Linked DNA regions of Homo sapiens: regions 1 and 3 are each linked to region 2. A link is a contact called in ENCODE Hi-C or POLR2A ChIA-PET data. All regions are on one chromosome and are shown on one strand. The core of a region is the stretch at or near the end of the contact, and the rest is flanking DNA. Distances in the headings are between cores, read along the strand shown. Region 1 has its middle 50 kb from the start of LINC03002. Region 2 overlaps CT69 (cancer/testis associated transcript 69). Region 3 overlaps LINC03002 (long intergenic non-protein coding RNA 3002).

What was found. Hi-C counts contacts between places; a loop is a spot of excess contacts on that map. ChIA-PET counts read pairs that join two places held with the same protein, here RNA polymerase II (POLR2A). Pooled maps may share reads with other maps.
Region 1: POLR2A ChIA-PET joins it to region 2 with 12 read pairs in MCF 10A. The contact joins two enhancer-like sites. A Hi-C loop is called at or near these places in 1 of 50 pooled maps. POLR2A ChIA-PET finds 5 or more read pairs at or near these places in 2 of 52 experiments (MCF 10A and activated naive CD4-positive, alpha-beta T cell).
Region 3: a map of psoas muscle shows a loop between it and region 2 (2.1-fold over the local background). The contact joins two enhancer-like sites. A Hi-C loop is called at or near these places in 2 of 168 maps with a recorded cell type or tissue (astrocyte of the cerebellum and psoas muscle) and 3 of 50 pooled maps. POLR2A ChIA-PET finds 5 or more read pairs at or near these places in 6 of 52 experiments (A549, GM12878, MCF 10A and 3 more).

The regions. Positions count from the first base shown.
Region 1 is chr6:134,588,144-134,591,921 of GRCh38, forward strand. No RefSeq gene overlaps it. Among named protein-coding and RNA genes, the nearest start is that of LINC03002, 50 kb to the left of the region's middle. Within about 2 kb of position 1,513, at least 4 of the 41 ENCODE cell types and tissues checked have a DNase peak (open chromatin) inside an H3K27ac peak, as active enhancers do.
Region 2 is chr6:134,462,432-134,466,104 of GRCh38, forward strand. All of the region lies in intron 2 of CT69 (cancer/testis associated transcript 69), which reads right to left. LINC01010 (long intergenic non-protein coding RNA 1010) reads left to right here. Exons shown (of 3, transcript NR_038217.1): 2 at 2,310-2,418. Among named protein-coding and RNA genes, the nearest start is that of CT69, 15 kb to the right of the region's middle. Within about 2 kb of position 2,405, at least 3 of the 41 ENCODE cell types and tissues checked have a DNase peak (open chromatin) inside an H3K27ac peak, as active enhancers do.
Region 3 is chr6:134,527,507-134,531,527 of GRCh38, forward strand. It overlaps LINC03002 (long intergenic non-protein coding RNA 3002), which reads right to left. Exons shown (of 3, transcript NR_125856.1): 2 at 3,332-3,558. Among named protein-coding and RNA genes, the nearest start is that of LINC03002, 10 kb to the right of the region's middle. Within about 2 kb of position 2,630, at least 5 of the 41 ENCODE cell types and tissues checked have a DNase peak (open chromatin) inside an H3K27ac peak, as active enhancers do.

The DNA of each region.
Region 1 (3,778 bases), core at 263-2,762, 120 kb after region 2:
ATTTAGCTTAGTCATCTCTTAGGGACCACCGTGTTCTCTGAACCATCTCTGTGGGCACAACATTATCTCAGGCACTGTGGGCAGCTTCCAGGGAAAAGAGGAGACATGCTTTTAACCCATTAGCAGCTTCCAAGAAAATGATGCAGATGAAATGAACATAATCTATAATGCCTGGAAACACAAACAAACACATATGTATATAGCAGCTGAGGATTGCTTTGTTTTGGTAATATGATTACATATGTGTAAGAAAGAAATTATAGGGTCTAGGTCTATTCATTTGGTGCTTCAGTCCCCCATAGATGTAACACACACCAATTCAAATAGGTAGGCTTATGCATGCCCCCTGTATATAAAGCGTCTGTCTATCTTCACGTAATAAAGCAAATATAGACAAAGGCATTCTCTAAACCAAAGGAGTTTGGGCTGTTTGGAGATCCTGTTATTAGGTCACAGGAATAATTCAGGTTAAATTTTCACAGTCCCTCTATAAGTGAACCATTGAATACATAAAGCATTGAACACACAAGGGCTGTTGGCTTTGATGGTTGGCAAAGTCCACACACCCAGCTCTACCTTTCTTTGCACCACCCTACCCTGCTACATTTTCAAATCCACAGGCAATGTTGAGTGAAAGCTTACTCAACACTGCAGGCACCCCAGGAGTTATCCTGGTGAAATACATAAATGTTCTGTCCTTTCAGATACAGCAAGACTCTTTCAGATTTTAGTGGCTAAAATATAAAGTTTGTAGCCAGTCTTGGGGAAACCTCAACTTCAAACATGAGACAAAATTCAATTCAAGAATCTAGCTTTGCCAAGTTTCTCACTCTATCTGTTTGACATCTTGGTCTTGTCCTTCATCAGGCTTTACTTAAAAAGTAAAACTGAATAAAAATTGATTTCACAATCAACAAAACTTAGCCACTCTCCTGATGTGTTACTTAGCTTAAAAACAATTCTAATTCAGTTCTATAATATAATTATATAACTTAATTAGGTAATTCTACTTTTCAGGCAAAAGTATAACCTAATAAAATCTTCTCAAATTTTATACTCAACAAATCCATGAAGCACAAAAAGGGCCAAACATTTTCTATTACAAAAAAAAGAATAGTTTTTTAAGAATCCATTGAAGACTCCACAATTATACTTTTACATAAATTGACTAAAAATTTTTCCCCAAATCAGAAAGTCGAAATCCAAGAAACTATCAACAAATATACTTTAAAAGGAACAAATAAGTTACTATGCAAAAGAAGCAGAGACTATGTTCAAGAGAAGCATAAATATTCAAATATTTATTTTTTCAGATTTTGTTGGTCTGAATAGCTACTGAGTTTTATACTAATGTCTTTAAATCTGTTACTATGCATAACATTCTACTTGTGGCATGTTTTAAGACACTCTTTGGTCATGTTTTTGCACATTTATAAAATAACAAATTCAGTGTTATTACTCAACAAACTCATAACATAACTGATCTTGTAAAAACGTCATCACTGATGGGAAAGATCCATGCCTACGTTATGACTAAGGGAAGCAGCCCAGTAGCCTCCGGGAGCAAGCAGCTATATGCATCATCGGGTGCATTTGCAAGGTTGGAATTCAGAGCTTTTGCAACAGGCTTCATCCAGGAGGCAGGAAAATAGCATGGGTGTGACTTGGGAAAAGAGCTCCAAGTTAACTGTGGGAAGCCATGGGAAGCCGTGGGAAGGCCACTTGGTTCCCATCTTCTCCCTCTTTCCTGCACTATATCTAAACAAACCTTTTGACAACCGGTAAACTGGGAATTTTGACTGTAGGATCCACAGTTCTAAGATATTTAAAATCTTCCCCTTTTGCAAGGGAAATTATTCAGCTCTGAAAAATTTAGTAGGCTGTTTGGGGGCTGGGTTCCTAGGGAACTTAACTGTTTTAAATAATGCTCTTTGACCTCTAAGGAACAGAGACCCACTTTACTTCAGGGCAGGGCTTGGGTGTTACCTGAAAATATCCACACAGACCAGAATGGATCAGAAGGTCATAAGGCCCTAGATGTTCCCCAGTTTTAGGCCCTGGTCTCTCTCCTTTGATCTCTTTCATGTCCCCTGTCTCATGACCTCTCTGACTCAGTATCTCTCGGTGACATCACTTTCTTCTTCTTTTTTTTTTTTAACCTTTTATTTTAGGTGCAGGTTTGTTACGTAGACAAACTGTGTGTCTCGGGGGTTTGGTGTACAGATTATTTCGTCACCCAGGTAATAAGCTTAGTACCCGGCAGGTAGTTTTTGATCCTCGCCTTCCTCCCACCCTCCACCCTCAAGTAGGCCCCGGTGTTTGTTGTTCCCTTCTTTGTGAAAGACATTCTTTTCTGACCAGCTTTTTCTCTCTTTTCTATGCCACGTCATAACTTCATCTTGCACGTGGCTTTGGCTTACGTGAGCCTGTGGCAATTTGACAGCTCCAATAAAATTACTTCCTGGCAATTCATTCCTTGTTGTTGAGTCCAAATTGCCAAAGGAAAGACTCTGGTTGGCCCAGCTCATCTTTGTGTGCCAGCTCCTGAGTATGTGATGGCAAACCTATGTGCTGGCTGTCTTGAGGTCAGGCTTCTGAAATCTCTGTGCGTGTGTGGGGTGCAGCTCATGAGTTTACAGAGCAAAGACTACAGATGGAGCACACTCCCCAGAAAGGCCTGTGGCCGGGCCGAAAGTGGCCAGTATCTCTAGGAAACTTTATTTTTAATATGCTCTTGGCTCTTTATTAAAATATTCAGCTTTTCATTCAACACATTTTTATCAAGCAATCTCAATGAGTCAGATACAGGGGAGACATCAAAATTTGAGGGGCAGGCTGGGCACGATGGCTCATGCCTGTAATCCCAACAGTTTAGGAGGCTGAAGCAGGCTGATCACTTGAGGTCAGGAGTTCGAGACCAGACTGACCAACATGGTGAAACCCCGTCTCTACTAAAAATACAAAAATTAGCTGGGCATGGTGGCAGGCACCTGTAACCCCAGCTGCTCAGAGACGGAGGTAGGAAAATCGCTTGAACCCAGGAGGCAGAGGTTGCAGTGAGCCGAGACCACGCCACTGCACTCCAGCCTGGGCAGTCAGCCTAAGCAAGACTCCATCTCAAAAACAAACAAACAAACAAACAAACAAACAAACCAAAAAACAAATCGAGGGGCAAATGTGGCTTCTTAGAACAATTTCCCCGGTGACTCCCTGAGATGCAAGTCTTATCCCCCAACAGACTTGTGAAGGGTCAGGCATTTAACCCTCATCATTTGCAGGATGTTTTTGCTTGACAACGCTATGAAATTTATTTATTCTGTCAGAATGGAGGAAAGATGTTTTTAAATACATAATCTCCACCTCTACGTAAAAATCTGGCTTGTATCTTCACAGCACAAAATTCAACATTGGACACCCCCTCAATAGTTTTGGAGGATCTATATCACTTCAATTTCTGAAATGATTTAAATATGAACATATATTTATATATAAATAGAATCACACTAAGATATACATAAAAGCAAATACAGGTGCCAAGGCAGGAAAGGCGGAGGCAGATGGTGTATGGAGAGGAGAAAAGGGGATCCATGTGAAGAGTGATGCTTTCTTATTTAATAAATTCTGAGAGTCCCAGGTTAAAGTCTTGCCATGTTTGTTTGCTTGTTGCTTATTTATTTGGTTGCCATGTTTGTTTTGACTCTTTTTACTCTTGGCAGATACTCAAGCAGTGAAAGATCTGCTTAAGCAGCCCAAAAGCTGCATAAATGCTTTAAATACA
Region 2 (3,673 bases), core at 1,155-3,654:
TCGGCCTCCCGAGTAGCTGGGAATACAGGCGGTGCGCCACTATGCCTGGCTAAGTTTTGTATTTTTAGCAGAGATGGGGTTTTGCCACATTGGCCAGGCTGGTCTCAAACTCCTCAACTCAAGTGATCCACCCGCTTCAGCCTAGGAAGTGCATTCTTCTCTTGACTTTTCTCTTTATGTGCTGAATACAGTAGACCATTTCACTGGGGCCACCTGGTACCACGAGGTGACCTATGGACAAAGACAGTGGCCTGACTGAAGGTTTCTCAGGACCAGATGGGTAGGAATCTGCCCACTTTCCCTGGACTGCTTTCTTCAGGTCATCTTTCATGTGAGAGAAAAGTAGATTTCTTTTTTTTTTTTTTTTTTTTTTTTTTGAGACAGAGTCTTGCTCTGTTGCCCAGGCTGGAGGGCAGTGGCATGATCTCAGCTCACTGCAACTCCCACCTCCCAGGGTTCAAATTACTCTCCTGCTTCAGCCTCCTGAGTAGCTGGGATTACAGGCGTGTCCCACCATGCCCAGCAACATTTTTGTGTTTTTAGAAGAGATGGGGTTTCACCATGTTGGCCGGGCTGGTCTCGAATTTCTGGCTTCAAGTGCCCACCTCAGCCTCTCAAAGTGCTGGGATTATAGGCGTGAGCCACTGTGCCCAGCTTGAGAGAGAAGTAGATTTCTTTTTTGTGTAAGCTGCAGTCATTTTGGATTTTCTACCATGGGCAGCCAAACCTAACCTTCACTAATGCACACCTGTGATTTGAAAGTGTTTGGGTGCTCTTAGAAGCCACCATTTATGTCTTCTCGTTTTACTTCTTCAATAATCCTATAAAGTGCAAGGAATAAGAATTGTCATTCCTGCCGGGCGCGGTGGCTCACGCCTGTAATCCCAGCACTTTGGGAGGCCGAGGCGGGCGGATCACGAGGTTAGGAGTTTGAGACCAGCCTGGCCAGCATGGTGAAACCCCATTTCTACTAAAAATACAAAAAATTAGCCGGGCATGGTGGCGCATGCCTGTAGTCCCAGCTACTCGGGAGGCTGAGGCAGGAGTATTGCTTGAACCCAGGAGGCAGAGGTTGCAGTGAGCCAAGATCGCGCCATTGTACTCCAGCCTGGGTGACAGAGAGAGATTCCGTCTGACAAAAAAAAAAAAAAAAAAAAAAAAAGAATTGTCATTCCCATTCTCCAGTCAAAGAAACTGACCTTGTAAGATGTCGAGTGACTTGCATGTGGTCAATTAGCAAGTAGAGAAGCTGGAACAAATAGAGGCGTATTATCTCTTTAAAACAAATCACACATATGCTTACACTCAAACATGGTGCACAGGCTTTGGAGTAAGATAGACCTGACTTCACATTTTTGTGTCTCATTCCTGTAGCTTTAAGCAAATTACCTACTTTTTCTGATCTTCATTTCCTTATCTGCAAGATGGTAAACAACATCTCTAGCGATTAAGAATTCCAAATGAGATAATGTTGGTGGTCCTGCTCCAGGGTGTGGTATATAGTAGATACTTAGTAAATAGAGCTCTATTGTCAGCAGAGGCTTATCCTTCTAAAGATTATTTATACTGTGACACAAAAAGGGTAAAAAAAAAAAAAAGGAAGAAAAAAAAAAACATTATTCAAATATGGAAGTAAAATGGAGTGTAAACGAGAGCCTAGAAAGGATGTTTCAGCTTGAAGTTCTGCGTCCATAAGGAATTTGAAATATTTTGATAACTTTCTGGTTTTAAAGACCAGATTAGGCTGGGCATGGTAGCTCACACCTTTAATCCCAGCACTGTATGAGGCTGAGCAAGGCAGGTTGATTGCTTGAGTCCAGGAGTTTGAGACCATGCTGGACAGCATGGCAAAACCCCATCTCTACCCAAAGACAAAATCAAAAATTAGCCAGGTGTGGGGACGTGTACCTGTAGTTGCAGCTACTTGGGAGGCTGTGGTGGGAGGATCCCTTGAACCCAGGAGGCCACGGCAGCAGTGAGCTGTGATGACTCCACTGCACTCCAGCCTGGGTGACAGAGTCATACCCCGTGTCCAAAACAAAAGAAGAGTGAGAATAAGAATAATAAGAAGAAAAAGACCAAATTAGTGGGCCTGGATGAACATGTTTTTCGAACCCCTGGAACATCCTAAACGTATTTCTTTCTATCTGTATTTGCCATTAAATGTCACAGAAAAATAATCTTTGCTTTTAAGCCCCTCATGAAGCTCAAGAAGACGAGAAAGTAGCCATTCCAAAGAAATTTTATTTCATTTATTTTATTCTATTTATTTATTTATTTTTCACATGGAGTCTCCCTCTGTTACCCAGGCTGGAGTGCAGTGGTGCACACGCCTCACACTGTGACACAGCGGGAGAGCCCAGAGCGACAGCTGTTGGAATGACTGCACTCTTCCTGCTCAAGTCTGACCTTTCCAAGGTAGGATTTGATTACAACTAGCAATATGGAATTACAAGCAGGGAGAGGTGCCGAGACCACAAGACATCAGGAGACTAAAATAGCAAGGTGGTGAGGCAATCTGCCTTTTATTCCCCTTTCAAGCTATGAGAAGTAGGCAAATGATGCGGCTGAACAATGCCTCCTTGACTTCAGGATATAAAAACTACTTTCATGAGCTTCAAGTCAGGGTAAGTGGGGAAAATGACAATAAAAGTAAATTTAAAAAACCACATTTAAACCCAGTCAACTTAGGATATTTTGTAGTACAAGCGCCAATCTATATGGTTCCTCTGAGATGCCCACATCGCAGGAAGCCTCAAATTTAACTACCAGAAATATTCTGAGAAAATAAAATAAGAAATTCTAAGCTTATAAACGCTTTTGTATGTGCTATTTTAGGTAGTTTTCAGTATGAGTCATTTATCTCCTCCCACAACCGAACTTCAATCATGTTTCAGCTTATTCTAATTAGTTTCTCATTATCTTTTAAATTATTATTTATTTCTGCATGTATTCCTTCCTCAATTTTTAAAAATGTATTATTAAATTTATTGTTGGTAACTCTTTTTCTCAGAAACTCTAAGTTTCAAGAATTTCTCTTATTGTTATTATTATGTTTTGAGACAGAGTCTTGCTCTGTCACCCATGCTGCAGTGCAGTGGTGCAATCTTGGCTCACTGCAACCTCCATGTCCCCAGTTCAAGCGATTCTCGTGCCTCAGCCTCCCGAATAGCTGAGATTACAGGCGTGTGCCAACACACCCAGCTAATTTTTCTATTTTTAGTAGAGACACGGTTTTGAACTCCCGGCCTCAAGTAATCCGCCCACCTTGGCCTCCCAAAGTGCTGGGATTACAGGCATGAGCCACTGTGCCTGGCCAAGAGTTTCCTATATGATGCAGTCATGCTCTGAAAAGGATAAGCAATAATCTAATATGCAATATACAATGCAATAATAATATATGCTTGTATATGTATAATATTTTATAACTACAAAGACTTTCACATATATTATCTCATTTAATCCTGAACACACAATAGCATCCAACCCTCCTCCTTTTCCTCCTGAGCACAGTGTTAAATGTTCCCTATGCAATGTCTCTAGAGATGAAAGAGTCAGGAGAGAAAGACATTAAGGAATATATTTGGATATATTAGGGGACCATGAAAGGTAGTTGAACCAACACTGCATAACCTAGGCATGAGCAGTCCCAGGAGGAGTGGCTTCTCTGCTG
Region 3 (4,021 bases), core at 1,380-3,879, 65 kb after region 2:
TTAAGCCTGGCTGAGAGAACATTTCTCAGCTTCTGTTGACACATCCATTCAACTGTCCACCTAAGAAAGCCTGGAGATACTGATACAGCACCACAAGACATCAGTGCACAGTCCCATGAGAAAACCTCAACTGTTCAAGCCTCACTCTCTAAGATAGTTTTCAAGAGTGTTAACAACTATCTTATTCCTTCTTACAGAAAAGAAGCAAGAAAATTTTTCCAAGAGTGGTAAAACATTTTACCTCTCAAACATTTCTCTAAGTTTCTTTTCCTTTTTGTTGTGTATTTCACAGGCAGGTTTCAATTCTGAATAATGAGCATACGTTTGCCTCTTGAGAACAACCTGAGTTGCAAAAACTCCTTTTTAAGCTTTTCTGCTCAAAGCAATCAACTCTATAAATTATACATCTCTTACTTGATATGCATTTTCTAATAGGTAGTCTAAAGCCATCCCGTATGAATACTCATTTTCACATTAAAGGTGGAAAAAACTTAAAAGCCTTTCTTTTTTTCTATTTTTTTTTTTTTTTTTGCCAAGAGGCAGATATTCTTCTTTTGAAAAGTCTGTTTATTCCTGGTGGGAAGTTTTATTTCTATCTTCAGAAACATCATTTTAAATTTGCGTAATCAGTTCAGCAAACTGCTTCTTATAGTGATAAATAAATATCAAATTAAACTTGCAATTAAAATTTACTAAAAATATAGGTTGCTATAATTTTGTTGGTGATAAAAGTACAGAAGTAGAAATGATTAATGATGATTACTAATTATGCAGCTGTGTTCAGAGCACACAAGTCTATGGAGCTATAGCTTTTTAGCTAAATAACGATGTTATTCCAGGAAAAACCTTTGTATATAATATCTAAATGCAACACATTTCCAGTCAGAACAAACACCCCCATTACCTCATAACGCTTAGCTTGACAAAGAGAACCAGAAAAATAGAATGCTAGAATAATCGTCTCATATCCTCTTTTGCTTATTGTAGTTTTTTTGTTGACTGTTAGATTAGAGTTTCTAAGAAAAAAATGCCATCAATATGAGAAATTATCTGGTATTAATAATAGTGAAGACAGGAGTAGCTTGTTAAAATTCTGGCTTCTTTCTTTCCTAAATTTTGTATATCCTGTCTTGGAATTTCATATTAAAAATAACTTACTGGTGCTGGGCGTGGTGGCTCATGCCTGTAATCCCAGCACTTTGGGAGGCTGAGGTGGGAGGATCGCGAGGTCAGCAGTTCGAGACCGGCCTGGCCAACGTGGTGAAACCCCATCTCTACTAAAAATACAAAAATTAGCCAGGAGTGGTGGCACCCACCTGTAATCCCAGCTACTCGGGAGGCTGAGGTAGGAGAATCGCTTGAACACGGGAGGCAGAGGTTGCAGTGAGCCAAGACCACACCACGGCACTCCAGCCTGGGACAGAGCGAGACTCTGTCTCAAAAAAAAAAAAAAAAAAAAAAAGTAAAAGTAACTTATTGGTAAGGCTAACAAAGTCACTAAAAAATAAAATCACTAAATAATTTTTTTTGTTTGTTTGTTTTTGGTTTTGTTTTATTTTGTTTTAGAGATGGAGTCTTCTGTCACCCAGGCTGGAGTGCAGTGGAGCAATTGTAGCTCACTGTAGCCTCAAACTCCTGGACTTAAGTGATCCTCCTGCCTCAGCCTCTCCAGATGCAAGTCACTGCACCCAGCAGCTTCCTAAATATTTGACTTGTAGACAGAAGACCTGGATTTGATCCTATCATCTATTACTTAAAATAAGAAAACCTACAAATTAGGTAGCCCTCAATTTTTTTAACCACATATTATTTTTGATTAGCACAAAAATCCCATTTTCCCTTCCCTCTTCTTCACTTGTGTAGAAAATCATTATTTTACAAAAAACAATCTTAGAGATAAAACAACAGAGACCTATAGAGGTTATGTGAAATTATAATATCTCAAACTCAGTTCTCTTATATTCTAGTCATGTGTTACTTTCAGTATGCAATCAACAAACAAAACTAGGCTGGGCATGACAGCTCATGCCTATAATCTAGCACTTTGAGAGGCTAAGGCAGAAGGATTGCTTGAGCCCAGGAGTTTGAGACCAGCCCAAGCAGCATAGCAAGACCCTGTCTCTAAAACTAAAACAAAAATAAACACACAAAAAGGAGACAGAGAAAGGCAGAGAGAAAAAGAGGAGAGACAAAGGGAGAAAAAGAAAAAAACAGAGAAAGGGAAGAAAGAAGAAAGATAAAAGAGGGTGTTGTTGTGAATGTTAAGTATGGCATTCCAAGTAGAGAAGAAAATGATAAAGTAGTAGAAAAAATATGGAAATTTGGAAAAAGTTGTCCTCAAACCAGAATAGCTACTGAGACTACCAAATTGTGGCTGTAATTTAGTGGATAATTAACATGAAAAATGTTGGATTAGGGAGATGCATACAATTTTCCTTCACAGAGGTGGCTTGGTGTGATGGAAAAGATAAAAAACAAACAAAAACTCGTCTAGAAATTCAATGCTTCTGTTGGAATTTGGTTCCACCTCTGAAGTGCAGGGTGACCTCGTCCATGTTGTGTAACTTATTTACTCTTCTTTCCTCATATGGGAAATGATGATAGAGTATCCATCAACCTACCCACATCACAGGGTTATCTGAGGAACTGATGATATCACTGTTGTATAAAAGCTTTTTGAAAGTTGTAAAGCACCAAAGCAACATGTAACATATGACCACAAGTAAACCACATGCTGTTCCTTCGCGTGGAAGTTGGAAAGTCAAATGCAAAAGTAAAATGGAGGAGATGGGTTACATCATTTTAAAGAAAAATGCAGCTGATCCCATTAACCACAGCCAGATTTTTAAGACCAACTTTGACATTTTTTGAGTGCTTAATCTTTTTTTTTTTTTTTTTTTGAGACGGAGTCTTGCTCTGTTACCCAGGCTGGAGTGGAGTGGCGTGATCTCAGTTCACTGCAAGCTCCGCCTCCCGGGTTCACGCCATTCTCCCGCCTCAGTCTCCCGAGTAGCTGGGACTACAGGCGCCTGCCACCGCGCCCGGCTAATTTTTTGTATTTTTAGTAGAGACAGGGTTTCACAGTGTTAGCCAGGATGGTCTCGATCTCTTGACCTCGTGATCCGCCCGCCTCAGCCTCCCAAAGTGCTGGGATTACAGGCGTGAGCCACCGTGCCCGGCCAGTGCTTAATCTTAAGCAACAGACCTTACGCAATTTTGTTTTAGTATCATGAACACAAGAATCTGTTTGTTTTTGTTTTTGTTTTGTTGTTGTTGTTGTTTTTGACAAAGTGGTTTGAAGAGGCATTGGGGAAGGAAGCAAGATACTCACAACTGAGGGGACCTCAGCCATTTGCCTCCTTATTTCAGAGCATTGTGAGATGACGGTAAGGAGGAGGGCTCACAAGGGGCTCGTGTCTGCCTCTCCGTCTGCCGCTGAGTGACGAAGAGCAAACTGCAGAGCTGGAGACACAGCAGTATCCCAGAGAACTGGCCTGATGGCTCCTCCTGGGCCACGCACCTCCTGTCAGAGCTGGCCAGTTAGCGTTGGCAGACAACCTAGTTAGGACAAGGACATAGAATCAGAGTGGCTGACACAAGAGAGCTCCTCACTGTGACAGCAACTCAAACTTCTGGGGCTCCAGAAAGGAAATAGATGTTTGGAAACAGATATGACAAAAGGCCTTTCCCTTCAACTGCTCAGCATGTGAGACTGAATTTTGGAAGATTAAAAAAAATAAAATAAAAAGAACCATTGTTCATCCCCTCAGGGCTCAGCAAGTGTTTTATCACATTTTTATGAAATATAGTCTTCGCCGCAGAGCTTTGTTTGCATGAGGGTGTGTCCCATCCATGGGTGGAAAATTTCCATAACTTTTTTCCATTCTGTTCTGTTCCTCCCTCTTTTGTACAGTTTTTCAGGGTCTCTGTCCATTGTGATTCTAACATGGACCAACCCTAAGGACCAATGTTATTTGCTATTTTAAAACTTGAAAGATCAAAATGGCAGGGGAAGAAATCA